4 separate regions of the Homo sapiens genome follow, and all the other regions are linked to region 4. A link is a contact called in ENCODE Hi-C or POLR2A ChIA-PET data. All regions are on one chromosome and are shown on one strand. The core of a region is the stretch at or near the end of the contact, and the rest is flanking DNA. Distances in the headings are between cores, read along the strand shown.

Region 1 (6,903 bases), core at 2,894-5,393, 2.3 Mb after region 4:
TAACCCCAATTTTATTCAGACTCGAGGCTGTAAATTCCATCTAGATGCTGATGCACCCCTGAAAGGGAGCTTTACCATTTTTACTGCCTGGCATCTGAAAACTCTGTATTAGGGAAGGGTGAAGCTGCTGTAATAAAGAAACGCACACATTGTAATGGCACATCACGTTAGAAGGGTACTTTTTCCTCTAAACACATTTCAAATTGTAGCTATATATAACATAAAATTTAACGTCTTAACTATTTTTGTGTGTGTCTGGGAGGGACGGAGTTTCACTCTTGTTGCCCAGGCTGGAGTGCAGTGGCCTGATCTCGGCTCACTGCAAACTCTGCGTTCCGAGTTCAAGCGATTCTCCTGCCTCAGCCTCCCGAGTAGCTGGGATTACAGGCATGCACCACCACGCCCGGCTAATTTTTGTATTTTTAGTAGAAACAGGGTTTCACCATGTTGGCCAGACTGGTCTTGACCTACTGACCTCAGCCAGGAGGCCTTGGCCTCCCAAAGTGCAGGGATTACAGGCATGAGCTACCTCGCCTGGCTACGTCTTAACTATTTGTAACTGTGCAGTTCAGTAGTGTTAAACCTATTGACGTCTTGTGCACCCATCACCCCCATCCATTTCCAGAACTCTTTTCATCTTGCAAAACCGAAACTCTGTCTCCAATAAACACTAACACCCCATTCCCCTCCCCCCAGCCCCTGGCACCCCCCATTCTACTTCCTGTCTCTATGAATTTGACTTCTCTAGGTCCCTCATATAAGTGGAATCATAAAGTATGTGTTCTTGTGTGACTGGCTTGCTTCTCTTAGCATAATGTCCTCAAGGTTCATCCATGTTGTAGCCTGTGTCAGAATTTTCTCTCTTTTTAAGGCTAAAAAATATTCCATTGTATTTATTTATTTATTTTTATTTTTTGAGACGGAGTCTGGCTCTGTTTACCAGGCTGCAGTGCAGTGGCATGATCTTGGCTCAATGCAGCCTGCGCCTCTGGGTTCAAGTGATTCTCCTGCCTCAGCCTCCCAAGTAGCTGGGACTACAGGCGCCCGCCACCACGCCTGGCTAATTTTTTGTATTTTTAGTAGAGACAGGGTTTCACTATGTTGGCCAGGCTGGTTTCAAACTCTTGACCTCAGGTGATTCGCCCGCCTTGGCCTCCCAAAGTGCTGGGATTACAGATGTGAGCCACCGCGTCTGGTCTATTCCATTGCATTTATGTGCCACATTTTGTTTATTCGCTCATCTGTCAATGGACACTGGGTTGCTTCCACCTCTTGGCTATTGTGAATAATGCTGCTATGAGCATTGGGTGTACAAGTTAGATGTGTATTTCTTGATCATGTAGCAATCTAGGATAGATGTTAGGTGACAGGATGTATTTCCACAAGGTGGTCATTCAGGGACCCAGGTTTCTTGGGGCTCCCCTCTTTCTTTAGGGCCTTGAAAGAGCAGGAAGCAGGCAGATGTTTCTTTTTTTTTTTTGAGATGGAGTCTCACTCTTTTGCCCATACTGAAGTGCAGTGGTGGGATCTCGGCTCACTGCAACCTTTGCCTCCTAGGTTCAAGCAATTCTCCTGCCTCAGCCTCCGGAGTAGCTGGGATTATAAGCGCCCACCACGCCTGGCTAATTTTTGTACTTTTAGTAGAGATGGAGTTTCGCCATGTTGGCCAGGCTGGTCTCGAACTCCTGGACTCAGCTGATCCTCCCGTCTCGGCCTCCCAAAGTGCTGTGATTATAGGCGTGAGCCACCGTGCCTGGCCAACATACATGTTTCTTAAGAGCATTGGCTCGGAAGAGGCCTGTATCGCTTCCATCCCATCCCATTGGTGAGAACCAATCACAAGGCCACACTTAGATGCCAAGAGGAGTGGAAAACAGAATCCATCGATGGGAAGCAGCATCCCAAGAGTGATTTTGTACTGCGGAAGGGAAGAACAGATGTTAATTGTCAATTAAGCCATGTCGGCTGCAACCCATCCCATGTTTGGGAAACATCCTGGTATTGGTTGGGTTGCCTTAAGGGAGAGACTCAGAATTACCAATGGTTTCAGTGAGTTAGAAAGTGATTTCTCTCACATAAAATCTCAGCTGGCACGGAGCCTCTTTCACGAAGCCATCCAGTGTCTAGCTGGCTCCCTGTGTCTTGTTTCTCCTCCATCCTCAGTGTTGGCTTCCATCTGGTGTGCCAATGAGCTGTTCTCGATCTTGCCGTTGTCAATTTGACCAGCGAAGAAGGGGAATGGGCTGGAGAGGGAGGAGGCTGTCCCTCCCAACAACCAGGTCACTGCAGGACACCCACTGAATGATCTGATTCAGAGGAGCACAAGCACATGACTTTTCTTATAAACAGGTTTCCTCGTGTAGAGTTTGTACCCTAATAATTTGTTTCTATTGCTGTTATGATAGCACTTCACTCTCTTTTTTTTTTTTTTTTTTTTGAGACGGAGTCCCATTCCATCGCCCAGGCAAGAGTGCAGTGGTGCGATCTCAGCTCACTGCAACCTCTGCCTCCCAGGTTCAAGCCATTCTCCTGCCTCAGCCTCCCGAGTAGCTGGGATTACAGGTGTCCGCCACCACGCCCAGCTAATTTTTGTATTTTTAATAGATATGGGGTTTCACTATGTTGGCCAGGGTAGTCTCGAATTCCTGACCTCCTGACGTCTGCCTCTGCCTCCCAAAGTGTTGAGATTTACAGGTGTCAGCCACTGCACCCGGCCACACTTCCTTCTGTTCTAAGATATATTTAAAAATTTACCTTTGTGATATTTCTGAAGGAGGGACACAGATATCCTCCTATTGACACACACAGTTAACACAGCACTGTTCACCCCACCCCATGGAAAGATGTTATTAAATCAATAATATACATCTTATGATTGATGCTCACTGAGCTTTGAGGGTATACAGTGGCCACAACAATAGACTTATATGTAACACTGCTAATAGGTAATAATAACCACCATCATTTTTGTGAACTTACTATGGGCCAGGTATTGAACTAAGCAGCTCTTACACATATTACCTTGCAGGTTATCTTATTTTTTCCCATTCCACAGATGAGAAATTGAGGCTGAGAAAGGTGTTATTCCACCAGTGAATTATAGCTTCTTATCTTTTCTGACTACCAGTGAGGATGATAACAATTATAAGCGATAAGTCATCTGCCACTTAGGTGAGAGTCAGCCAAGTACAGAACAGAGGAAGGACCAGAAGGACCAGCCTACAAGGACACTATGGTTTGGACAATTATTTTAAAATATGTGTTTTTTGCAAGAATACCAACAGTAACAGCTAACACCCAGTGCGTCCTTACTAGGTGCCTACCTAACGCGGGGGAAGTAGTGGATTCTCAGGGCTATGACACGAGGCAGTGTGTACAGTCAAGGGTTAAATACACGAATTTAGAGCCAAACTCCATGGGTTCGGGCCGAGGCTCTGGCATTCCGGGTGTGTGACTTTTGGTAGGTGATTTGACTCCTCACCTGCAACATAGGGATAGGACCTACCATGAGGCCCTAGTTAGGACTAGGACCTAGTGCGTGTGAAGCACTTGGAGGCGCACAATGTATTTTCATCACTTCAGAAAGGAGGAAACTGAGGCCATGGCACCTGAAGCGCAGCACTCTCTGTCCAGTAACTAAGGAACCCGGGGTCTCTGTCCAGTAACTAAGGCACCTGGACTCGGGCCACTGGGAGGTGCAGCGGCAGAGAAGGGGTTACCATGATAGAGACGGTAGGAGGACCCGGGGTGGCACGAGCGTCCCTCTCCACCACTTCACTCTCCTCACGGCGGGCCCGGGGACCCGGCCGCGCAGGCGCGAGGAGCCCGGGTTGTCGGGGGGGCACCGCCCTAGACACCCGGAAGTCTCCGCCTAACGGGCCCAGCCCGCACCTCCTGTCCGGGAAGGGGGCGGGGCCGAAGCCCCTCGGCGCGGGGCGCCATAGAGCATGGACGGAGGACCTGCGTCCTAGACACTTCCGGAAGTGGCTCCCTCAGGCGCCCGCCGGGCACCACAGAGCTGGGGGCGGTGGCCGGGATAGCGGGCTCGCCTTCCTAGAGCGGCGAGGACAGGGTGGCGGCCCGGGGGGCAGGGAGTAGGGAGAAGGGGGGGAGCGGCGCGGGCGGAAGCGGCCGGGAAGGTCACTTCCGGCCTGGGCGCCCGTCCCCCTGACCCCAGGGTCTGAGTCGCCGCTGCCGCCGCTGCCACCATCCGCGAGGCAGGAGAGAGGAGGAGGAGTGCGGCGCGGCGGCCCCGGGACCAAGGAGGTGAGGGGTGGGGGCGGGGGCCGTGCGCTGGGGGCCAGGTGGGCGCGCGCTTCGGGAAGCTGGGCTTGGGCTGGGGGTGGGTGGGGAGACTGGAGGGCGAGCGCGACTGGGCGGCGGGCGCGCGTGCGCGCTGCTGGGGGGGCGTGAGTGGGCGCGCGGCCGGGGTGACGCGGGCGGGGGGAGTGCGCGTGCGCGCCGAAGAGCTGTGGGAGGGGACGCGCGCCCGGGCGGCCCGCGGGCGGCGAGCGGGGCTGGAGGGGGGGTGCGCGTGCGCGGGTCCGGGTCCAGGGCGCGCGCGTGCGCGTGGCGGGGGCAGGAGCGGGGGCCTCGGTGGGGGTCCCTCTGCTGCGGGCCGTCGGGGGTGGGGCCGCTGTCCGTCCCCCCGAAGTTCCAACTCCGCCGGTCGTGGCCGGAAGTGGTGGCGACTTCGGGGGGAAGTTGAGGCCCAGGTGGGGGAAGGGGCCGCGCGGTTGGGCTGGCCTGGCCGGATACCGCGGCCCCGAGGGCACGGTCTCAGCCCTCGGCCCCCCCAGCCCTTCCTTCCCCTTTTCGAGTCAGCCCGGGTCCCGTTGCTGCCCCGGGCGGGCTGCGCGTGGCCTTTGATCAGGCGGGTAATTACGGGGATTCTGGCCGGCAGGAGGCCCATTCATTCGTCCTTGCTCGGCAGGCGGGGAGGAAGCGCGTCCCCAGCGGGGGAAGTGACTGGGCCAAGGTCAGCCACCGCGTGGCCCACGGGGCAGGGCGAAGGCGGGGACTGGATCGGGTGGCGACTCCTGAGGCCTCCCTCCCCTGTGCCGAGTGGATCAGAGTGGAGCCCCGCCCTCCTGACACCCCACCCCGACCCCCAGTCCAGGGAGCTGACCCCAATTCATGTGGATGAGTGCTCTGGGACCTGCAGAGTCGCACAGAAAAGTGACCCACAGACACAGAAGGCAGGAGTGAGTGGAGGCAGAAGTTTTTCCAGTGCCAGGCCCTGTGCCGGGCACTAGAGACAGGGAGCAGGGAGATGAACAAGGGCTTGGAGTCTGGGTGGAAGGCAGAGACTGAGACCCGGGCGACAGAGTCGCCATCCAAGGTGACCAGACCCCTGATGGAGAGGTCTGGGGGCTGTGGGAGCCAGGGAAGGCATTTTGACCCAGCCCAGTCCGGGGGATGGTCAGGGCTTTAGGGAAGGAATGGCTTGGTCTGCTCTTTGCGGTGTCCTGCTCCCAGGTCCCATGTTGCGCAGTGCTTAGAACCCATCTGGGGATCCGATTGACCCCAGCGCCGGGAAGCACAGTTGCGTTGATCCTGGCTTAGCTCCTCTGAAGACCGTAAGCCTCTTTGGCTAAACGCTGCTGACATTCACCTGCCTGCCTCTGCGCAGTCCCTGTGGTCCTCCGGCCACGCACGGCCTCAGAGAACATCCAGATCAGATTCCTGCTTGCTTATCTCATGTCTTATCCATCCATCCGGGCACCCGGCCTGGCCCCTCCCTGGTGCACTGCCAGAGTGTGTGCAGGCACTGGGTTGTATTCCCCAAGAGCTCTGGGACTGGGCAGGCCTGGGTTCAAGTCCCAGCCCCACCACTCACCTTCGTGGCCTTAGACGAGTAACTTCAGTGCCTTACTTTCCACCAGGACAGAGTGGGAGTGGTAATAATAGTATTGACCTCAGCGGGAAGGCTCTTAATGCTTTCATTTTAGAGCCAGAGCAGACCTCAACAGATGGGTGTAAAGTAAATGGAAAGGGCTCTGGAGCCAGGCCCTTTCCTGGGCCTTGGCCTTGGCACTGTCTCTTCCACTTCTGTGACCTTGGACATGTCACTTCCCTTTTCCCAGGTTCAATTTCCCTTCAGTTGTCTAAAAACGAGAGCAAGTTCACAATTCCCTGAGTAAATGTAATCCATCCAGGCGGCTGCACAGGCCAGGCCCTGTGCTGGGCATGAGGTCACACATGGTCTTGGCACAGCACTGTCCTGTGAGGGCCCAGATGAGGTGCCTGGCCCAGCCTGGGTGAAGAGAGGGATCTCAAGGCCCTTCTGTGCAAGCACAAGGTAGAGTGGTGCTCCGTGCTGGGCAGCCTGGCAGGAATCATACAGTCCCTGTCCCAGAGCAGCTGAGACCCATTCACACTGGGCAGAGGGGTGGGGAGATTTGCCAGAGTGCTCCCGGGAGCTCTGACCTTGAGGGAGGGGTGTGTGGTGCAGGGGAGGTATTGTGTCTTGAAAGATAGAGAGGAAGGATTGGCTACCAGGAACCTGGTACTTAAGGGAGGATGACAGTGGGCTCTGGGCAGGGAATGGCAGGGGTCACAGCTCAAGGCCACCAGCAACTGCCTGGCTGCCCTGGGAGGTCTTTTGTTACTAGGCATACACAGCTCTCAGGACACCCATCCTCAGACATGTTTCACAGGCCTTTCCAAACCTCGTTCGTGTGTCCTCTGGTGCATCCTGAGGCCTCCAGCCTAGTGAGGACTGTGCCAGGTGCTGGGGCCTCTGTGGTGTGAGAAACTGCAGATTCGACAACACTTGCTGGTGCACACTTTGCAGGAACCTGGCCCAGTGCCTGGTCCTCACTGTCCTAAATTCTCAAGGCTCTGGGATGGAGGTGGTCACCTCCATTTTAGGGGTATGGGATGGAGGCTCTGGATGGCACT
Region 2 (7,189 bases), core at 2,819-5,318, 2.2 Mb after region 4:
CTTGGCCTCCGAAAGTGCTGGGATTACCGGCATGAGCCACCACGCCCAGCCGTGATTGCCATTTTTAAATGCATTAATAAATACTTTACAATTTTCTGTTTTGGTTTCTACTATGATACGTAACAATAGATATGACTCCCATCAATAAAAGCATGTTAGGGTCTTCAGTAATTTTGAAGGCAGAAAGGAGTCCTGACTTCAAAGCATTTGAGAAATGGTGGTCTCTGAGCTGGTGGGCCGAATCTGGCCTGCAGCCTGTTTTACTTAAGTCTCACTGGCGCACATCCACGCCCACTTGCTCACGCGCTGTCCACGGCCGCCTTGGAGCTACCGAGTGGCTGTGACAGGGCCTGGGTGGCCTGTAAGGCTGTCCACAGAGCCAAAGATAGTCACTCGCTGGCTCTTTACAGGACAAGACTGCCGGCCCCTGACCTCAAGGACACTGGAAGATCAAGACAGAAGGGACCCTGATGACCCCATGGGGCTCAGGCGCCAGCCCGCCCCAGAACACCTCTGGAGTATTATGGGAGAAAAGAATCAGTTCTGTCCTATGTGGAGCCCTGTACTTGGGGTCTCTTCATTACAGCAGCTTGGACTGTATCATAAGGAACTATATAGCAAAGTCCCCTTGACCACAAGGCAGAGGGTGGGCACATAATCTGCTTCTAGCCGGTGAGGTCTGAGAGGAAGTCTGTGTTCAGACAATTTTCCTCCTGATACAACCAAAGCCTGGGCTCCTGACCGCCATGTCACTAACCACAAACGTCATCTCATTGCTGGGACGGCTGCCACAAGACCCGTGTATGCCTACTCTCGCCACCTAGAGCCAAATCACTCCACAGTGATCACAAAAACTTTTTCACTGTAAATCCCTGTCACTTCCTTGCTCAGTGCCCTCCAACTGCTTCCTGTGATGCTCAAAACCCAAATTGCTTACTATGGCCATGAGACCATGCAGCCCAGCCCTACTTTCTCATCTCTGCCTGCTCCCAGATTCTCTATACTCCAGCCACAATGGATCCCTTTTTTTCTTTTTTCTTTTTTTTAAGACAGGGTCTCTCTCTGTCGCCCAGGCTGGAGCGGTGGCATGACCTCTCGGCTCATTGCAGCCCCGACCTCCTGGGCTCAAACCATCCTCCTGGCTCAGCCTCCTGAGCAGCTGGGACCACAGGCAGGCACCAACACACCCAGCTAATTTTTATATTTTTTGTAGAGACAGGGTCTCACTATATTGCCCAGGCTGGTCTCAAACTGCTGGACTCAAGTGATCCTCCCACCTCAGCCTCTCAAAGTGCTGGGATTACAGGAGTGAGCCACTGTGCCCGGTCTGGCTCACTTTCTATCTTCTTGGACCGAAGGCCAGTGCCCACCACAGGGCCTCTGCACCTGTGCTGCCTCCCGCTGGATCACTCTTTCCCCCCAATCTTTGCTTACCTGACTCCTTCTCATGACTGAGGCCTCCATGCAATTATTACCCCCTTGGAGAGCCTCCCCAGATCACCCCCTCCGATGCTGCACCCACGTGCCCTTCCCCCAGTTGCTAAGACGTCACCCTTATTAGTTTTCTTTCAGCATTTAACAAGATCTAGTGTTACGATATCTGTGTGCTGACTTTCTTCACTACAATTCATGTGGGCGAGAGACTCCATATTCCAACCCCAGCATTCTGGCTAGCACTCAAATAAACTTTACAGGCTGATCAATCCCATGAGGTTGGTGTTACTACCCCCAAGTTGCAGCAGGAGCAAGGGGAGATGTCTTACCTAAAGTCACTCAGCTAACACGTGGCAGAGCCTGGACTTGCACATCCACAGCCAGGCCACAGCATCACCTCCCACCCCACCCATCCATCAGTTTAAGGGCTGATGAACCTGGGAGCAGGCAGAAAGACTTATCGGAAGACCCAGGCCAGATCCAAGTCTCAAAAGCCACACAGATGCCTGCTCTGCTATAAAAAAGATCCCTCTGGGACTAAGGAGGAATTTCCGCCAGAGAGCAATGCCACAGGCCATCAAGCTGACCCTGTTTGCAATCTCAGAGGTGATCACAGGTCACTACACCCTGGGCTGTCCAGAAAGTGAGCTCTCTGGGGCAGTGACCAAGTCCAGCTCTTCACTGGGTCGGTGGGGCCATCCAGCACAAGGCCTGCTCCCAAGAAAGCACATGCTGTTAAGTAAGGGCCTTCCACCATGTCAATCCACCCTACCATCCAATGAGCGCCCTGTGCTATGTGCATTCAACAGCTGTAACCCTGCTGTCTAGCTGTCTGTGTCCGCAAAGCACAGTCCAGTCCAGAGCCAGGCACCCTGGATGCCTTGAAGACAGCCACTGAGTGGCTAGTGTCTTATACTGCCCCACCCAACCTTCCCAACAGACCTGTGAGCTGGGGAGATGGGTCCCCTCTTACCATAGGGAGATGCTCAGAGAGTGAAGGAGCCACAAATGGGACCCAGATGTGACTCCAGAGTCCACACCAGTTCCACCTAGTACCCCGGCACCAGCACCCACATATGCTGGGTTAATATCATGGCTAAGAGGCTGTGGAGTCTGGCTGCCTGGCTTCAACTTCCAGCTCTGCCACTCATCAGCAGTGTGACTGTGGACGTGTGACTTACCCCCTCTGTGCTTCATTTCTCCACCTGAGACACAGGACTAACAAGAGCTCCTTCCTCTCAAGAGGCTGCTGGGAGCAGGAGTTAGAAGCAGCCTCCAAAGGCTAAGTGCTCGACAAAGACCGGTTTGTCTACTCTAGGTTCCCAACCTCGACATTAATGGCACTTGTGTCGTGGCGGGCTATCCTGTGCAACATACGATGTCTACCAGCATCTCTGCCTCTTTTCATGAGATGCCAGTAGCACTTCCCAAGTTGGAAAAACCAAAAAAAAAGTCTCCAGACATTGCCACATGTCCCCTGGGGGACAAAACCACTCCTGGTTGAGAGCCGCTGGCCCACTGGACAAATATTTACCTACGGCACAAAGGCTCTGGGGCAAATTCCAGCTCTGCCTCCTACCAGCTCTGTGTCCTTGGACGAGGTACAAGGCACCTTTTGTAATACCCTGTATCTCCATTTCGTTGACTGTAAAGTGATAGAAGGAGAACAAAAATGCTGAGAACCACACCTGGCTAGTAAGTGTCCAGTCAGACTTAGGGTTACTTTGTCGAAGTTTCCCTGCGAGGTGCCCAGGGGACACTGCTATGAACACGCACGCAGATTAAAATACTAAGTATACATTGGAATAGGCGTTAAAATCGGATATAGAGGAGGGTGACTCCATCCTGACTGGGGTAGAGGTGGCGGGGGTCAACTTCATTTGACAATAAACAGAGTTTCTAAGCACTTTACACATATTACCGAAGGTAATAATGCCTTGCAACAAGCTAAAAAGGCAGATGCTCCGCACTGAGAAAGCAGCAAAACAGAGCAACGATTCTTATCTTCAGGAATCTCACAACTCTGTAAAAGTTGCACTTGTAGAAGCAGCGCGCAAAACGAGCCACCTGCGCCGTATCTACGTTACAACAATAACCATCGTCCCCGGAAGCCCCTTCCCGCAAACCTTTCCGAAGGGGTCCGGTCCCGGCGCCCCCAGACTCCTTTGTAGGGTCCAGCTTCCCACTCAGCTTTCATCTCACAGCCCACCCTCTGCTAGGGTCCCCTTCCCCTCCCCCACCTGTCCCTCCCCCGTCCCGCCCCTCCCCCTCCCCCAGGCGCCCCTCCCCCGTCCTCTCCCTCAGCATTTCTCTCCCGCGTTCAGGACCTCGAGGATCCACGACCCCCTCCCACTATCCACCCCTCCCCCTCTCCAAGTCCCTCCCCCTCTAGTTCCCTCTCCCAGCCCCTTCCCCATCACTCAGCCCCCTTCTCCTCCCCTCCCCGCAAGTCTCCCATCTTTCCCTCCTGAGGCCCCCGGCGCCCCTCTTCCCATCCAACCTCTGGTCCCTCCCTCGTCCAACCGCCCCCACCCAATCCCTCCCTCCTTCCCCCCTCGCTCACCTCACTCTCTCAGGCGAGGCCCCCCAAGCCCCCTCACCTCCCCGCACATGCGCACAAAGCTCGCCGGGACTCCATGCCCCAGCAGGCTTTGCGCCAAACTCCCCCGTCCCCCTCCCCCAATCCCATACTCCGAGCCGCTCGTTCAGCCCAACAACTCCCCATGAAGCCCCGGCCTCACCCCGAACTACAACTCCCAGGAAGCATCGCGGCAAAGGCGGCTGCCAATTGGCCCTCGCCTGGGGACCGCCTTACTCCTGTTTGTCACCGCGTGGCGTCTTCGCCAACACTGGAACTACATTTCCCAAGATACGCGAAAGCGTCGTCTGCAGCCTATTTGGCCTTGACGGCGCAAATGTCGCGGGCTGTCTGAGCGCGACAGGCTTTGGACTACATTTCCCAGAATGCACGAGGAGGCTTCCCAGTGGTCTGCGCGCGGGCCCTGGACATGCGCAGAAGTGCCGGGAAAAAAAGAGGGAGGAGGAGGAGGAGCCATGGCGGCGTTGTTGTGGAGATCAGGGGAGGCCGGGCACCGCCGGGCATTTGGGAGGTGGGGCCTCCGGAGCTCTAGAAGCTGGCAAGCGAAGAGGAGGAGGAGGAGGAGACCAGGCTAGAGTTCTGCGCCAATCAGGAGTGCAGGCTACGTCTCCTTGACTACGGATCGCATTTTTTTTTGTCCTCCCTCTCCACCCGGGCAGAACTTAAGGGCCGATGTCGGTGCCAGGAATCAGGACGTGAGCAGGCTGCCCTCCTGTTCCGGGGTGGGCAGTGGCTCAGGAGGGGGCCAGCGCGGGGGCCTCGGTTTGGCTCTTCCTGTGTGTGAACCTGGACAGGACACCGCCCTCTCTTTAGCCTCAGTTTCCCCTGGGGTGAATTGGGGGACAGCGCTACCTGCCACGCGTCCTCGCTGTGCCCCTATTGGACAGACTACTGCCCCGTCCTGAGGCCTCAGTTTCTGCATCTCAGAACTGTGAAGAAGCATATTTGGATTTTAGAGCAGACAGACATCCTAAGAGATCAGCTGAAGTTTTTATCTAGACAGTTCCAGACCTGATTATGGCTCATACAAGCCCTACCCCAGCCCGCAGCGTATTTCCTCCTCCGTACAACAAGGATAAGAGAATCCCCCTCCCATCCTCCACCTCCCCGGCTGATCTGAAGACTCCGCGCCATAAAAACGAAGACAGTGGCTTACCCATAACAAGCATTCATTACATGGAAGTTGTTCGTCTTATATTCATAAATGAACAACTTTCCCCAGGTTTCACAAGCGATGAGTGGCTGACTCAGAACTTTGTGACCAGTTTGCCCACGGTGGCCTAATCTGCCCTGGCCCACCTGTCTACCACTGTCTTCTCCTCGTGTTTAATGAGTTCCAGTCATGCCTCCTTTCTGCTCCTAGAGCACGCTGATCTTCTTCCCACTCATATCCGATGGCCTACTTGACATCTCCTCTTGGATTTCTTAATAGGCATCTCAAACCTAAGGTGGGCAGTAGATAATTTTTCACTCTCTCCCCCACCTTGCGAAGAAATTTGTTCCTTCCCATTACTCCACCATCTTAGAAAGCAAGTCCATCTTCACCCAAATGTTGAGGCCAAAAATAGAAAAGCAGCCCTTGATTCTTTTTTCTTTTTTTTTTTTTGGTTTTTTGTTTTGTTTTGTTTTGTTTTTTGATACAGGGTCTGGCTGTGTTGCCCAGGCTGGAGTGCAGTGGTGCGATCACAGCTCACTGCAACCTCCGACTCCCAGTCTCAAGTGATTCTCATGCTGCATCCTCCTGAGTAGCCAGGACTACAGGCGTGCACCACCATGCCCAGCTAATTTTTGTATTTTTAATAGAGATGGGGTTTGCCATGTTGGCCAGGCTGGTCTCGAACTCCTGGCCTCAAGTGATCTGCCTCCTCGGCCTCCCAAAATGCTGTGATTGCAAGCGTGAACCACCATGCCCAGCCAATTCCTCTTTTTCATCACCATCCACATGCAATCTATCATCAGGTCCTATTGGCTCTGTCTTCAAAATAGATGCAGAATCTGTCCACAGCTCTCCCGTCTATGGCTACCACCTGGTTTAAGTCCCCATGGCCTCTTTAGACACTGTCATGCTTCCACTCTCGCCTCTTCTGCCTCCTGCCCCTCAGTTCCTGCTCCACACAGCGCCAAAGGGATCTTTTTTTTTTAATTGTGGTAAAATATATACAAGATAAAAATTACCATCTTAATCATTTTTAAGGTACAGTTCAGTAGCATTAAGTACATTCAAGCTAGGCCGGGTGTGGTGGCTCACGCCTGTAATCCCAGCACTTTGGGAGACCGAGGCGTGCGGATCAGAAGTTAGGAGTTCGAGACCACCCTGGCCAACATGGTGAAACCCCGTCTCTACTAAAAATACAAAAATTAGCTGGGCATGGTGGCGGGCACCTGTAATCCCAGCTACTCGGGAGGGTGAGGCCAGAGAATCTCTTGAACCTGGAAGGTGGAGGTTGCAGTGAGCTAAGATTGCACCGCTGCACTTCAGTCCGGGCAACAGAGTCAGACTCTGTCTCAAAAAAAAAAAAAAAAAAAAAAGTACATTCAAGCTGTGCAATCATCACTACTGTCCATTTCCCGAATTTTTCATCTTCCCAAATTGAAATTGTACCCATTAAATGTGAACCACCCATTCCTCTCTCCCCCGAGCTCCTGGCCAACCACCATTCTGTTATCAGTTTCTGTAATTTATTTATTTGAGACAGGGTCTGAATCTGTTGGCCAGACTGGAGTCCAGTGGCTCAGTCTTGGCTCACTGTGACTTCTGCTTCCCAGGCTCAAGGGATTCTCCCACATTGGCCTCCCGAGTAGCTGAGACTACAGGTGCACACAACCACGCCCAGCTAATTTTTTTTTTTCTTTTTTTTGTAGGGACAGCGTTTTGCCATGTTACCCAGGCTGGGTTTAAACTCCTGGTCTCAAGTGATCCACCTGCCTCAGCCTCCCAAAGTGTTGGGATTACAGGTGTGAGCCACCATGCCCAGCCCAGTTTCTGTGATTTTGACCACATTAATACTTCATGTAAGTGGAATCATACCGTATTTGTTTTTTGTGACTGACTTATTTAACTTGGCAGAATGTCCTCAAGGTTAATCCATGTTGTAGTGTATGTCAAAATCTCCTTCCTTTTAAAGATTGCCTAATATTCTGTTGCATACACAGACC
Region 3 (6,655 bases), core at 843-3,342, 2.7 Mb after region 4:
GATAACCCCAAGGCAGGCCAACCTTCCCATTCCCCAGCCAGGCAAGCTGAGGTCTCCCTGCTAGACGGCCACCAAAGAGGGTCTGAGATGCTGTCTCTAAAAACAAACCTCGAGTGCTCAGAGTGGGAAACGTGTTTATTGTTTGATCAGTCTCAGGCCTGGTTGGGGGGTGGAAGGCAGGACTGGGGTCCCTTCCCCAACAACAGCGCAGAAGCCCCAGGAAGATGGCGCAGATTCCTGACGACCCACAGCCACCTTTTATGAGGCCAGAGACTTTACACACCACACTCCCCACCTCCATCCAGTCAAGGCTCTGCCATGGAACAGCTGATATCTTTAGGCTAGAGGACTCCATTCTGTGTAGGGGCTCATTCCCATCTCAGCTCCAGAACACGGAGGACCTGAAGATTACTCACGGATTCCTCCTTCAGGCAGGGCTCTGCCTTTGAGATGCGGCTGCTCTGTGTCTGTGTCCAGGGCCCTGAACACCAGCCTCAGGCTCTCACCAGGTGTCTGGACAGGAGTCCAGGCTCCCTGCAAAGTCCTGTGGTACCTGGGGCACCCGGCAGCCCGGCTCATGGATGCTTCCACCGCGTGTGTTTCTGCAGTGTGTTCTGCTCCATAAAGCGGCGAGGGCAGTGTGGACACTGAAACGGGCGTTCCCCAGAGTGCACCCGGCTGTGCTGGGCCAGCTCACCCGCATCCCGGAAGCGGCGAGGGCAGAGCGGGCAGCCGTGGGGCCGCCCACCACCCGCCAGGTGAATGGAATGGTGCCGTGCCAAGTGGCTGGCGCGCTTGAATGCCTTCCCACAGATGTCACACTCGAAGGGCTTTACCTCCGAGTGGGTGATGCTGTGTCGCTGAAGGTAGGACATGTACTCGAAGACCCTTGAGCACACGGGGCAGCTGTAGCACTTTTTCTGGCCTGGAGCCCCACTGGCCCCTGGCTCCCTCTGTGACTCCTCGTCCACCAGCACTGTGTAGGGGACACCCTGAGTGTCAATAAGCAGGTAGTGGTTGGGCCTTGGAGGAGATGAAGCCTGGGGAGATCCGATGGAGGAGGAAGGTCCAGGTTCTGGGGAGCGGCAAGTCCGACGGGGAGGGCCCTCCATGGTCTCAACGGAGGAAAATGCCAGAGGCTGAGGGCAGGGGGATGGCAGCACCAGCATCCGGAGGGCTGGCTGAGGCCTGGTGGATGGGAGATGGGATAAGAAGGTTATATAGAAGAGGGCAGCTCAGCACCACAGGCTCCATCCTTTTCCCTCCCTATACCCGGCCCAGGACCTCTGCATCCTGCTGCCCCTCAGTCCCTCTTTTCCAGTCCCGCTCACAGCTGGAGTCTGTGGCCCCCTAAAAGGTCCCCAGGGTCTTCCTCCTTGGAAAACCTCTCCTAGCCTCGGTGCTCCACCATACACTGTACTCACAGGATCTCTTGACCTCCTCTGCACAACCTGGACCTCGCTCTAACCTTCCTCTTTGTGCCCTCCCAGGTCACTGGGTGCCCCACCCCGCAGGCCTCCAGGCCTCTCCCTCCCCTCCTTCTAGCCCTTTCCAGGGTCTGCGTGTTGGCCTATGCTACATACTCAAGCCTTTCCTGACCCCCTCCATACAAGCCAAGCCTATTCACAGGGGCTCCGACGTTAGGACCCCCAGGTTCCGGCCCTCTCTCCAGCCACGTGTCTGAACAACTCCGTGCTCCCACCCGTCCACCCACCTCAGGTTCTCTCTAGTCCTCGCCCGGCCTCCACCAGGCTCGTTCTAGGTCCCAGCGCTCTCCGGGGTTCCACCCCCGGGGCCGCAGCCCTCGCTTTCTGGGCCTTTCTGTGTAAGTTCTCGCCCCCTCCAAGCTCCAGAACAGCCCCCTCCGGCGTCTGCCCCACTCCCGCCCCGGCCCAGGTACCCTCCACGCGGTCCAGCCCCTCCCGCCGCCCGCCCCCAGCCCCCTTCCTCCTCCCGGCCCCCGTACCCAGTGCAGCAGCCTCTCAGGTCCGGGCGACTCCAAGCGGCCCCGGGCTACCCTCGCAGTTGCAGGCGGCGGCGAGAAGGGGACCTCTGGGTGTGCCCCAGGAACTGGCGGCGCCGGCCGAAAGAGAGAAGCCGAAGGGAGAGAAGAGGGTCTAGGGAAGGAAGGTTGGGGCGGGGCGCCCGGGCCGTCGCGAAACGGCTCCGGCCAGAAACACACACCGAGAGGAAAGTACCCAAGCGAGGAAGATCCGGTCTCCACCCCCCAGCACCCAACGTGCACGCACACGCAAGGAAGAGCCTGAAAATGGAGTGCGGAATGTTTATTGAGCAAAGGGTCGGGGGCGTGGGCGGAAGGGGGGTAGATACAGAAATGAACCAGACCGTGCCCGTGCTCTTTATCATCTCTTCCCCGCAGACAACCACCGGTTCACCGCTCCAGAGAGCAGAAAACCAAGGTTTAGAGAGGTCATGTCACTTGCACAGGCTCACACAGCACAGCTGGACTGGAACCCAGTTCCGACTGGTTCCCAGGCCCAGGGAGGGGCAACGACTTTGGTCTACATCACACAGCTAGAAAGGGGGTAAGGAAGGAATGATGCTCCTCCCTTTGGAAGGTGGGGAAACTGAGGCCCAGGGTAAGGCAGTAACCTCAGCAGAGCCAGGGGGTGTGTGTGGGAGTGAGTGACGCTGTGTGGGTCAGACTTGGTGGCCCTGAGACGGGCAGGGCAGCACAGGCCGGGTCTCGAGCTTAGTGGAGGCGCACGTGCTGCGCCAGCTCCGCGGCGTCCTGGAAGCGGCGTGGGCAGAGCGGGCAGGTGTGCGGCGGCCCGGCGCGGGCGCGGTGCGTGGCGCGATGCCGCGACAGGTGGCTGGAGCGCTTGAAGGCCTTGCCGCAGGCGCCGCACGTGAAGGGCTTGAGGTCCGAGTGCGACACGCGGTGGCTCTGCAGCCGCAGAGGGCTGGCAAAGACACGGGCGCACTCCGGGCAGCTGTAGCCCTTGCGAGGGCCGGGCTCTCCTGGGGGCGCCTCGCGCTGGGGCGGGCCCCGGGGCTCCTCCTCCAGCTGCACCGTGTATGTGTAGGGGACCCCATTGGCGTCGATGAGGAGGTGGCGGCCCAGCCGCGGGGGTCGGGGCCCCGCCGCCGAGGAAGGAGTGGAGGAGGGGCCTTCCGCCTTGGGGAAAGGGGGAGCCTTGGGGGGCGGTGGGTCCATGGCCTCCGGAGAGGAGGACCGAGGGTGGGGTGGCCGCGGCGGCAGCAGCAGCATCTGGAGCGGCAGCTGGGAGCGGCGGAGGGGAGATTAGTTAAAATTGCCACTTCCTTTTAGGAAAAGTTTCCTAAAATGGAAAGCATCCCCACTATCACTGCTTGTTACCCTTTGTGCGCCACTGACTACCTCCCTAGCAAAATAAAAACTGTGACTCCAGCCCGGCTCTCCCACGTTCCATCAAGCTGCCTCGGAGAGGGCCTCCAACTGAGCTCTGCAAAACCCCGCCACCACCTGCCACTCCTCCTGGGTCCACCTCTCACCACTCAGGTCAGGTCTGAGGACGTAGTCCCCCGACTTTTCTTCCCTTTTCTCCTCTCAACCCACCCCAGCAGACAATCAATCCCTAAATCTGTTTACCTCTTTACATCTTAGACCCCGGGCCTCCTGACCGCCGAGATTTCTCTAATCTGTGGTTTCTTCTTTTTTCCTGTTGCCCAGCCCCAGTTCAGTTTACTTCCCCTCCCTTTGCCGCCCCCTACCCCCCCACCGGCCCCCGTATCGGCCTCCTGGCCCTCCGTCCCCACTACATGCCGCAGGGCCTCCCCATCTTCATATTCCGTGGCCTCCCTCACTTCCTCTCTAGGTACCTCCCCAGAGCCCCACTAACCCAATTCCCCACATTTCACTAGGGCTTTTCCATCCTGTTCCTACACTTAGCACCTCGAAGTCTAGTCACCTCTCCCCACTACGGAACCCATCGTCTTACTACATCTATACACCCCAAAATGGCTCAAATGCCTTCCTTCTGTATACCCCGCCCCCCCAACCTGGCTACCTGCTACATTCTCCCCAAAGGCCCCCTTTTCTCTCGCCCCCCATATATGGCGGTGACATCGTTACTTCTTTCTGTACCCATCAGGGGCCTTCTCCCAAACCCCGTTATGCACACCAGGCTCCGGGACTCCGCTTCCCACAGCACCTCTCCCAAGCCCACTTTCCCCTCCTTTCTGTGTACGTCTGGCATCTCTCTTTCTCCTCGTGTTCACCTCTTCCAGGAGCCCCATCCCTCTCCCTGTTACACACAGCGTGGTCCCCCGCCCGTTCTTTTGCTCTGCTCCCCTTGTTTATGGGAACCCCAGCGCCCGGGCGTTTTCGCCCCCATCCCGCTACACACCGCCTGTCCCCTGGCCCTGGGGCCCCTCCTATTGCCTTCACTTCCCCAAGGAGCCCTGGCGCCTCGACTTCCCCTCCCGTCCCTCCGCCCGATCCTGCCGCTCCCGACCCCCACCCCCATCCCGGGTGGCTCCAGCGCACTCCCCCAGCCTGCCTGGCCCCGGCGTCGTCCCAGGGCCAGGCTCCTCCCTCCATCCCGGCCCCCGTACCCCGTGCGGCGGCCTCTCGGGTCCGGAGGAACGGGCCGAGGTCCCGGGCGGCCCCGGGCTTCCCCTGGCGAGCGCCGGCGGCGGAACCGAGACTTCCGGGCAGCTCCGGGCCGGCGGCGCCGGGGACGCGGGGACTGGGGGCGCGGGGGTGCGAGGGGTTGGCGGAGTCCCTGGGAAAAGGCGCCGGCCGGAAGCGCGCGAGCCCAGTGCGGAGGTTCCGCCGCCTGGAGCCGGCGCTCCCACCCCTCGCCTCTGCGGAGCGCCCTGCGGGGAGGGGACCGGAGGCGTGGGGTCCACTGAAGACGCCCGCCCCCGGCGGCCCCGCTCCCCTCCCACCTCCCGAACGGAACGATTCCGCCGCTTGACAAGAGATCGGCCAATAAACCGAGACTAAGCAAAGTTACGTCTTCGCCCTAAGGCCCACAAGGGTTTGTCCTCTTTCCACTGGGCCGTCGCTGCCTGCTCGGCCGTGGCCACCCACCGAGGTAGAGGGCGGGAGAAGGGATGTTCCTGCCGGCTGAGCAAATGTGGAGACCGAGGTCCAGAGACCAGCCATTGGCTCCGATGTGGCCGGGCCGTGATTCTCCACCCAGCAAATGGGGAGGCCGAGGCCCGGAGAAGGCCAGACGCTGCCAGATAGTTGGGGAAGGTATGTTCTTTCCACGGGGCACATGCGGGAACCGAGGCCCACAGAGGGCCAGACGGCTGCATGCGCAGGTGGGGAGGTGTGATATTTCCAGAAGGCATGTGGCGACACCGAAGCGCAGCGAAGGCCAGGCTTTGCCAGATGCGGAGGTGGGAAAGGCTGGCACTGCCCACGGGGCCCACTGGAAGCCTGATGCGGGCTCGCGGGCTGCGCCAGGTCCTGGGGCACTTGAGGCCCGGGCGCTGGCTGCGCATGCGAAGGACTCCGGCGTCGAAAGCAACGCGCGGTGGCGCTGCAGCCGCACTGGAGAGCTGCACACGCGGCAGCACTCGGGGCAGCTGCAGCTCCTCCTCCAGCCACGTGGCGCCACGGCCTCGCAGGAGGGCGGCAGCAGCAGCATCTGCAGGTGCAGCTGAGAGTGGGGGACAGAAGAGGAGTAACTGTCACAGCGAGCCCCAAGACCCTGGGGTGCCACAGCTACATCCTAGAGCACTGTCCATCAGAACTTTCTGCAATGGTGGAAAGTTCTATGACAGTCACTAGCCACGTGGGACTCTTACACTCTTGAAATGTGGCTGGTGTATCAGAGGACCTGAATTTTAAATTGTATTACATTTCCCATAATCAGCACGGTGGCTCACACCTGTAACCCCAGCACTTTCGGAGGCCAAGGCGGGCGGATCACCTGAGGTCAGGAGTTCGAGACCAGCCTGGCCAACATGGTGAAACTCCTTCTCTACTAAAAGTACAAAAATTAGCCGGCCGTAGTGGTGCTCCCCTACAGTCCCAGCTACTTGGGAGGCTGAGGCAGGAGAATCGCTTGAACCCAGGAGGTGGAGGTTGCAGTGTGCCAAGATCGTGCCACTATACTGCAGCCTGGGCAACAGAGGGAGACTGTCTCAAAAAATACTAATTTCCCATAATCAAAATTTAAGCCACATATGGCTCCTACCTTATGGAACAATTCCAGAGACCACTGTCAACCAGTTGTAAACTGGAGGCCCAAGGGCCCAAAAGGCCTCACAGTTATATTTGGTTTGGGACACAAGGTACTTTTTAAACATTTTACTGGGCAGTATGTATATTTTTTGAGACAGAGTCTCACTCTGTCGCCCACGCTGGAGTGCAGTGGCATGCTTCTGGCTCACTGCAGCCTCACCCTCCCAGGCACAAGTGATCCTTCCACTTCAGTCTCCCAAACAGCTGGGACTACAGGCGTGGGCCACCACACATTTTGAGCCGGACCACTCTTTGTTGTGGGGGCCCATCCTGTGCACTGTAGAGTGTTGAGCAGCATCCTTGGCCTCCACCCACCAGATGGCAGTAGCACCCTCCCCCAACCCCAAGTTGTGACAACCCAAAATGTCTCTACACATTGCCCGTGTCCTCTAGGAGGCAACATGGCTCCTAGCTGAGAACCCCTGGTCTACTTAGACAATTATCCAACCTGAG
Region 4 (6,438 bases), core at 689-3,188:
GCAGTCACAAAATATAATTTCAAACACTTTCTTTTAATGGAGGAAGGGCTCACAAAAGCTAAAGTTCTTAAGGCCCACAAAATTCTTAATGATGCCTTCATGGGGAGGGGAAAAAAAGGGTATGTGTAAAACCGTACGGAGTAGGAACAAAGTAGGACAACTCACACTTCCCAATTGCAAAACTTAATACAAAGCAAGAAAGTGTGGTACTGGCATAGAGACAGACATATAGACCAGTGGAATATAACTGAAAGTCTGTAATGAAACCCATACATCTGGGCCGGGCGCGGTGGCTCACGCCTGTAATCCCAGCACTTTGGGAGGCCGAGACGGGCGGATCACGAGGTCAGGAGATCGAGACCATCCTGGCTAACTCGGTGAAACCCTGTCTCTACTAAAAATAAAAAAAAAAAAATCAGCCAGGTGCAGTGGCGGGCACCTGTAGTCCCAGCTACTCAGGAGGCTGAGGCAGGAGAATGGTGTGAACCCGGTAGGCAGATCGCGTCACTGCACTCCAGCCCAGGGAACAGAGTGAGACTCCGTCTCAAAAAAAAAAAAAAAAAAAAAAAACTACGGCCAGCTGATTTATGACAAGTGGCCAAGGCCATTCAATTGAGGGAAAAAAAACATCTCTTTAGGAGATGGTACTGGATAACTGGATATTCACATGCAAAAGAATGACACTGGATGTTATGTATTTTACTACAAAAACAGTAACAAAAATACCATATGTGAGATGTGATGCTCCTTCTGGTGAAGGAGTCCTCTCATGACAGAAGTTGTAGTCATCTTTGAACAGGACGTAAGAGCAGATGTGGTAGATGTGGTGGTCAAGGGATCCCTTCTTTACCTGTTATGATCTCTATTCTTGACTTAATGGCACAGCAACAAGTTTGATGTGTGCCTTCCTGGAATAATGTCCGCCCCCAGCCAGGAAGGCCAATCACCAAGTTCCCCTCACCTGCAGGGAAATGTCATTGATCTGCACATCATCGGTGCTCCACTTCCCAAAGAGCTTGATGTCTGGGGTCTCTGCCACCGCTGGTGCTGCTGTCTCCCACTCGGTCATCCTGGGACAGGGTGATGACAGGAAAAAAACGTCAGAGCTCAGCTAGCATGGAGCAAAGGCGCACTCATTCCCAACTCTGAGGCTAGCCGCCATCTAGTGATGAACTGGGGGGTCGCAAAGGACCAAGAAAGGCCGTGAACGTGTTTTCAAGCACTAGAAAAATTACTCAGCTGTCAGCAAGAAGCATCTGTCTTTCACCTAGAACCCCTGGGCCCAAGACTTGGCAGCCACCAGTCAACAGCTGCTGCACTGGGACCAAGGTATAATGGCTCAGCAGATGCCATACGTCCTCACACTGCATGGGCTGTAATTCAAACCACAATCTCGCGATTTACATGGTCTTTGACCCAAGTCAACGTTCCGTCTCGGACTGTTTCTTTGGCCGTGAGGCGGGACCGTTATATGACATCAAGGACCACGGTAGGTACCGTGTGGCACAATCAACCCAAAGGTTTCGATTCTTGACCGACAGTATGAAGGCTCTAGGGGCTGCTATTACGGGGGGAAAGTTACACAGAGCAAAAGAGGGCATCGTGTCCCTAAGAAATGGAAACTTCCTATCTCAGAGTACAACCGCATAGTTCAAACCAAGTTCCCCAAGCCCCGCTATGGGGAAAAGCTAGAAGCGGCGGAGCACCAGAAAGAAGTCAAGAGTAACTCGGCCCGCGCCCGTTTCTTCTACATTTTCTTTTCCAGAGACAGAAATGAGACCTAATGAGAAAAGGCCCAGGCCGCGGGGCACTATCCCCGAAAGACCATGAACCGTCCCTAGGATCCCCGGCCCCGCGGCGGTCTCACCTGAGAACACAGCCTGAGCGTCTCTGTCACTCGGCGTAGACCACGCGCCGCCCTGGTACAGACAGGAAGAGGCCGCGCGCCGCGGGCCAACACTTTTAACTGGGAAGAAAACTTCCGGGTCAGCACGGGTGACGCTTGCGTAAAAGGCCATCGTGTCCCTATAGACCAATCCGGAGGAAGGTTGTAGAGGAACCTTTTGGGCTAGACGGAATGGGTGCAGCCCAAGCGCATGCGCAGTTGCAGAAGCGGCCCTAGAAGCGTGCCTGGCGGATGTCCGCTACCCCGTAGTTGCCCTGTCTTGTGGGCGCCTGCAAAAGCGCAGAGATTTCCGTGAGACCAACGCAGCCATGTCTAATAAAGAAAAAAGTCTGGCCAGCGCTCGCTTCTTTGTTCAGCTGCTGACCTTAAATCCCACCTGCCGCGGGAGTAGCCAGTTCAGTTCCCTCTGACTCCTCGCCGCGGCCACAGCCGCCTCACCGGCACGCGCCTGATGCGGACCTGGGTTAGCGGAGTGAGGCCCAGTGGTCACCGCCGCCCTCCGCAGGTCCAGGTTGCCGTGCGCATGTGCCTGCCACACGCGGCCCCTCCCCCACCGCCCGGCCCAGGAGCACCACGCTCGCGAGCCCCGGATCCCGAGCCTCTGGCTGGGCCTGTTTCCCTGCTCGACCTTTCCTGCCATACCACGCTGGGTTCCCCCACAGCCTCCGCGCCCTTCACCTCTGCTATGCAGTAATCTCGCCCGTGGAAGAGGGGAGACCGCCGGCACGAGGGCCCGGGGTTGCGGCGGCGGGAGCAGCGCGACCCGTCTCTGGGTGGAGCGCGGAGGTAGCCTACAGGCTACGCGCGGTGTCCGGGAGGAGGGGGTCGGCAGGTCGGGGACCCTTCGTGTTTGTCCTTGTGTCCTCCACGGCCGGGGAGCCCGCGCGAGGGGTTGCAGCCCCCTGCCCTCAGGGCTCACGTCACGAGGCCCTCGTGTCTGCAGACGTGGCTCTCAGGGGTGCCTCTTGAACTGGCCGACCTCTCCAAGGGTCAGAAACGTAGGTTTCTGGCCAAAGGTTGAAAGGAGGGATGGAAGATTTAGCCATGAGATGAAGGAGATTATTCCCGCCAGCACACAATCCCCTGCCCCCCAACTTCTGTCCCTTCCCCCAGCTGCCTCTGAACAGGTAGGGCCTCTGAACAGCTCAGCCCTGGCTGGGAGCAGACAGCGAACCCTCTCACAGGGCCTGAACTATTGCGTGGGATTGAGGATGTGGGCCTTCGACCCGGGGTCCTCATCCGTGCGTGGGGTTGGCACGGTAGTGAGTGCCCCAGCTCACTCTACTCACTTGGCCACCCTGGCAGCCAGTGTGGACAGTCTGCCTGCCCATGACCCCTTCATACCCCTCTGCCTGTCCCAGCCTCTTAGATCTAGGCTCATGAGCAGAACTGGGACTTTCCAGAGGTAGCAACTACTTTGACTGTGTCTCTGCCTGCAGCAGGCATAGACATAACCTTTACGAGGCGACTCCAGGACCACCTGGGGCCGCCCTGTCTCTGATGCCCATCTCTGCCTCCAAGGGGTTATCCCTCCAACTCGGGATCCGAAGGGCCCAGCCACCTGACCCAGGTCCCAGGGCTGGGCCTGCCCCCTACTCCCATCCCTGAGGCGTGCACATAGCAGGTGCCCAGCAGCTGTGTTTCTTCACTGCCTGACTGTAAAGGCTCTTCTTACCCCAATTCTGGGGCGTTTCTGTCCAAATATGCTGAGGACTCCCCACAGTGGGCCCTTGGACTGTGGTCAGTCACAGCTCATGAAAGGACACATGCCCTGAAGCTGGGCTGGTCAAGGGGTCAGACCTCAGCCTCTGGTGAGGGGCACGGCCTACTGCCACCGCCTAATGGCCTTTACCCCTGCCCTCCATCCTGTGCAGAGTAGCAGCCTTGGGGCTCCCACTGGGGTCTGTGTGGTTGCAGGAGGGGCTAGGTGGGCTTCTCCCTGGTCTTGAGTGAGGGGCATGGGGGTGCTGGTTGTAGGGAGGGTGGGAGAAAACAGGCAGCACTCATCAGGACAGTGAGCCCACCCCTCTGAACCTGTTTTCCCCTTCAGTGTGGAAATGAGAATGCAATGAGGCAACGTCAATGTGAACCCTGTGGCCTGGCTACCATGGTCATTTGATAATGGACATCTTTACAGACCTCATGAGAATGACTCATCGTGCTGCAGAGGGCAGGTGCCCTCAAGTGTGGCGTGGTGAATACTGCAGAGCCGAGACTCATGCACCCCCCACCCCCGCCACCAGGTCCAGGGTGGTCCAGCCTCCCCAGGTCCCCAAGGTGCTACGATAAGATGCAGAGTCTGACCTCATAGATCTAGGGCTGCTGGTGCTGTGTTCTTCAGACTGGATGAGGACCCCAGAGACTCTGCAGAGATCTACCTCACTTCTGGTACATTGTGTCCATCCTGAGTGGCCGGCCCCAGACTGGACTCCTCACTTCTGGGAAGGCACCCTCTGGGCCCTGCTGGGCCACCTGCCCACTCTCCAGGCAGTCACTTTGCCTGTCCACCCTACCAGCCACAGTCTTACTGTTAGCTGATCTTACATCCTTGTGATGGCTCCTTTTTTTTTTTTGTGACGGAGTCTCACTCTGTTGCCCAGGCTGGAGTGCAGTGGCGCAATCTTGGCTCACTGCAAGCTCCGCCTCCTGGGTTCATGCCATTCTCCTGCCTCAGCCTCCCGAGTAGCTGGGACTACAGGCGCCCGCCACCACGCCCGGCTATTTTTTTTGTATTTTTAGTAGAGATGGGGTTTCACTGTTAGCCAGGATGGTCTCGATCTCCTAACCTCGTGATCCGCCTGCCTCGGCCTCCCAAAGTGCTGGGATTACAGGTGTGAGCCACCGCACCTGGCCGTGATAGCTCCTTAATGCCTTTACTGGCACCTTGGTTGTCTGTTGAAGTCCCCAGCCTGATTATCAACTCGTTTGGAGTGTGCTGGATTCAGTCCACCCAGTTGCCTGGCAGAGCCAAGCCTGGCCCTGCCGCATCCCAAACTTGATCTTGTGCCCATGGCTGATACTTCATGGGCTACTTTGGCCTAGCCACTGTCTGCTTCTATGGGATGCCCACCTGTAATGGATTGAATGGTGGCCCCCAAAAAGGTAAGTTCATGCCCTAATACCCAGACCCAGCGAATGTGACCTATTGGAAAAAAATCTTTGCAGATGTAATTTAGTCAAGGATCCCAAGATGAGAGCATCTAGGATTAGTAGGGTGGACCCTAAATCCAATGACAAGTGTCCTTATAAGAGACAGAAGAGGGCCGGGCATGGTGGCTCATGCCTGTAATCCCAGCACTTTGGGAGGCCGAGGCGGGCACATCACGAGGTCAGGAGATCGAGACCATCTTGGCTAACACAGTGAAACCCCATCTCTACTAAAAATACAAAAAAATTAGCCAGGCGTGGTGGCGGGCGCTTGTAGTCTCAGCTACTCGGGAGGCTGAAGCAAGAGAATCACTTGAACCTGGGCGGTGGAGGTTGCAGTGAGCCAAGATCGCACCACTTCACTCCAGCCTGGGTGACAGAATGGGACTCCGTCTCACACACACACACACACAAAGATTCTTAAGGAAATGTGGCCGAGTCATCCAGGATGCTTCAGCCACTGGGGTTTGCTTTCGTGGCTCACCAGCACCTTCTCCCCTCCTGGGAACTGCCAACTTCCATTTCTCCTCTGTTCTTCCAGATCCTACAACCAGGATTCTGTGTTGGGGGCCAAGATGCCCTGCTGAAGCCTCTATTCCCTGAGGCTGCTTCGCAGTAAGCTACCCCAGGCCCTCAGGAGAGGTGTGAAATGGAGCAGAGGCCCTTTGCTGAAGACAGCATAGAGCCAGAGGGGGACCTCTGCGGAGGGATGGCCGGTAGCAGGACAACTCTCCTGGGTGCAGGGTCCCAGGCCTACAGACATAGAATGAGCCCCAGACTGGGGACCTGTGGGATTGGTAAAGTTGGACCCCTTGGGTGGGAGCCCCACTGGAGCTTCCTCTCCAGGTCCTTGCCTGATTCAGTCTCATTCCTGAAATCGCTCCTGTGTAACCATTGTCACAAGATGCTTCTCTGGTGCTGCCCCTGCATGAACCCTGCAGGGTCCACTTAGACAACAGGCTTGTGTAGAAGTGAAGAAAGCCTACAGACTGTCACAGCCCCCATAGCCGGTCCCCTCCAGACAAGTCCCCCGCACCTGTGCCTGCCAAGTGGTTAGGCCTTTCATTGGTGCTTCAAACTCCACTCCAGGGCTGCCAGTCACCCCATGCCAGCCCTGCAGGGACAAGGCCTTTGTGTGGTGGCCAGGCCTGTGGTACCACCAGAATCTTCACTCCAGAGGGAGGCCCTTTCTGTGCCTGGGAGTGGGAAGTTCTTCCACATAGGCTCAAGACTCCTCCAGTAGCAGTGCATCCACAGGTGTGAGAAATCCTACTTGTGTCAGGCCGGGTGCAGTGGCTCATGCCTGAATCCCAGCACTTTGTGAGGCCGAGGCGGGTGGATCATGAGGTCAGGAATTCAAGACCAGCCTGGCCAAGATGGTGAAA

What was found. Hi-C counts contacts between places; a loop is a spot of excess contacts on that map. ChIA-PET counts read pairs that join two places held with the same protein, here RNA polymerase II (POLR2A). Pooled maps may share reads with other maps.
Region 1: a loop to region 4 is called in a map of naive thymus-derived CD4-positive, alpha-beta T cell, with 15 times the contacts of the local background. The contact joins the promoter of ZNF787 here to the promoter of RPS5 in region 4. A Hi-C loop is called at or near these places in 2 of 168 maps with a recorded cell type or tissue (both naive thymus-derived CD4-positive, alpha-beta T cell), 1 of 37 single-sample maps with no recorded cell type and 11 of 50 pooled maps. POLR2A ChIA-PET finds 5 or more read pairs at or near these places in 2 of 52 experiments (BJ and activated CD4-positive, alpha-beta T cell).
Region 2: a map of naive thymus-derived CD4-positive, alpha-beta T cell shows a loop between it and region 4 (21-fold over the local background). The contact joins the promoter of ZNF444 here to the promoter of RPS5 in region 4. A Hi-C loop is called at or near these places in 2 of 168 maps with a recorded cell type or tissue (both naive thymus-derived CD4-positive, alpha-beta T cell), 4 of 37 single-sample maps with no recorded cell type and 10 of 50 pooled maps.
Region 3: a map with no recorded cell type shows a loop between it and region 4 (4-fold over the local background). The contact joins the promoter of ZNF581 here to the promoter of RPS5 in region 4. A Hi-C loop is called at or near these places in 2 of 168 maps with a recorded cell type or tissue (K562 and naive thymus-derived CD4-positive, alpha-beta T cell), 7 of 37 single-sample maps with no recorded cell type and 10 of 50 pooled maps.

The regions. Positions count from the first base shown.
Region 1 is chr19:56,118,535-56,125,437 of GRCh38, reverse strand. It overlaps ZNF787 (zinc finger protein 787), which reads left to right and starts at 4,143. Exons shown (of 3, transcript NM_001002836.4): 1 at 4,143-4,266. LOC124904772 (a long non-coding RNA gene) reads right to left here and starts at 3,828. Exons shown (of 2, transcript XR_007067348.1): 1 at 3,506-3,828; 2 at 893-1,918. RefSeq lists silencers at 3,647-4,016, 4,107-4,226, 4,237-4,316, 4,607-4,926, 5,007-5,056 and enhancers at 3,661-4,376, 4,804-5,098.
Region 2 is chr19:56,138,166-56,145,354 of GRCh38, reverse strand. ZNF444 (zinc finger protein 444) reads right to left here and starts at 4,068. Exons shown (of 5, transcript NM_018337.4): 1 at 3,998-4,068. RefSeq lists enhancers at 4,106-4,245, 4,276-4,605.
Region 3 is chr19:55,639,086-55,645,740 of GRCh38, reverse strand. It overlaps ZNF581 (zinc finger protein 581), which reads right to left and starts at 2,092. Exons shown (of 2, transcript NM_016535.4): 1 at 1,967-2,092; 2 at 118-1,188. The coding sequence starts at 1,169. The coding sequence ends at 576. ZNF580 (zinc finger protein 580) reads right to left here and starts at 4,739. Exons shown (of 2, transcript NM_207115.2): 1 at 4,558-4,739; 2 at 2,271-3,244. The coding sequence starts at 3,232. The coding sequence ends at 2,714. LOC107983998 (a long non-coding RNA gene) reads right to left here. Exons shown (of 2, transcript NR_171683.1): 2 at 4,942-5,615. RefSeq lists enhancers at 400-449, 460-509, 193-1,158, 2,060-2,279 and silencers at 690-799, 1,890-1,939, 2,884-3,178, 2,710-3,179, 4,370-4,889.
Region 4 is chr19:58,382,769-58,389,206 of GRCh38, reverse strand. RPS5 (ribosomal protein S5) reads right to left here and starts at 1,938. Exons shown (of 6, transcript NM_001009.4): 1 at 1,868-1,938; 2 at 962-1,070. The coding sequence starts at 1,069. It overlaps MIR4754 (microRNA 4754), which reads left to right and starts at 2,349; the gene lies at 2,349-2,437. RefSeq lists enhancers at 1,628-1,677, 1,871-2,165, 3,228-3,297, 3,318-3,537.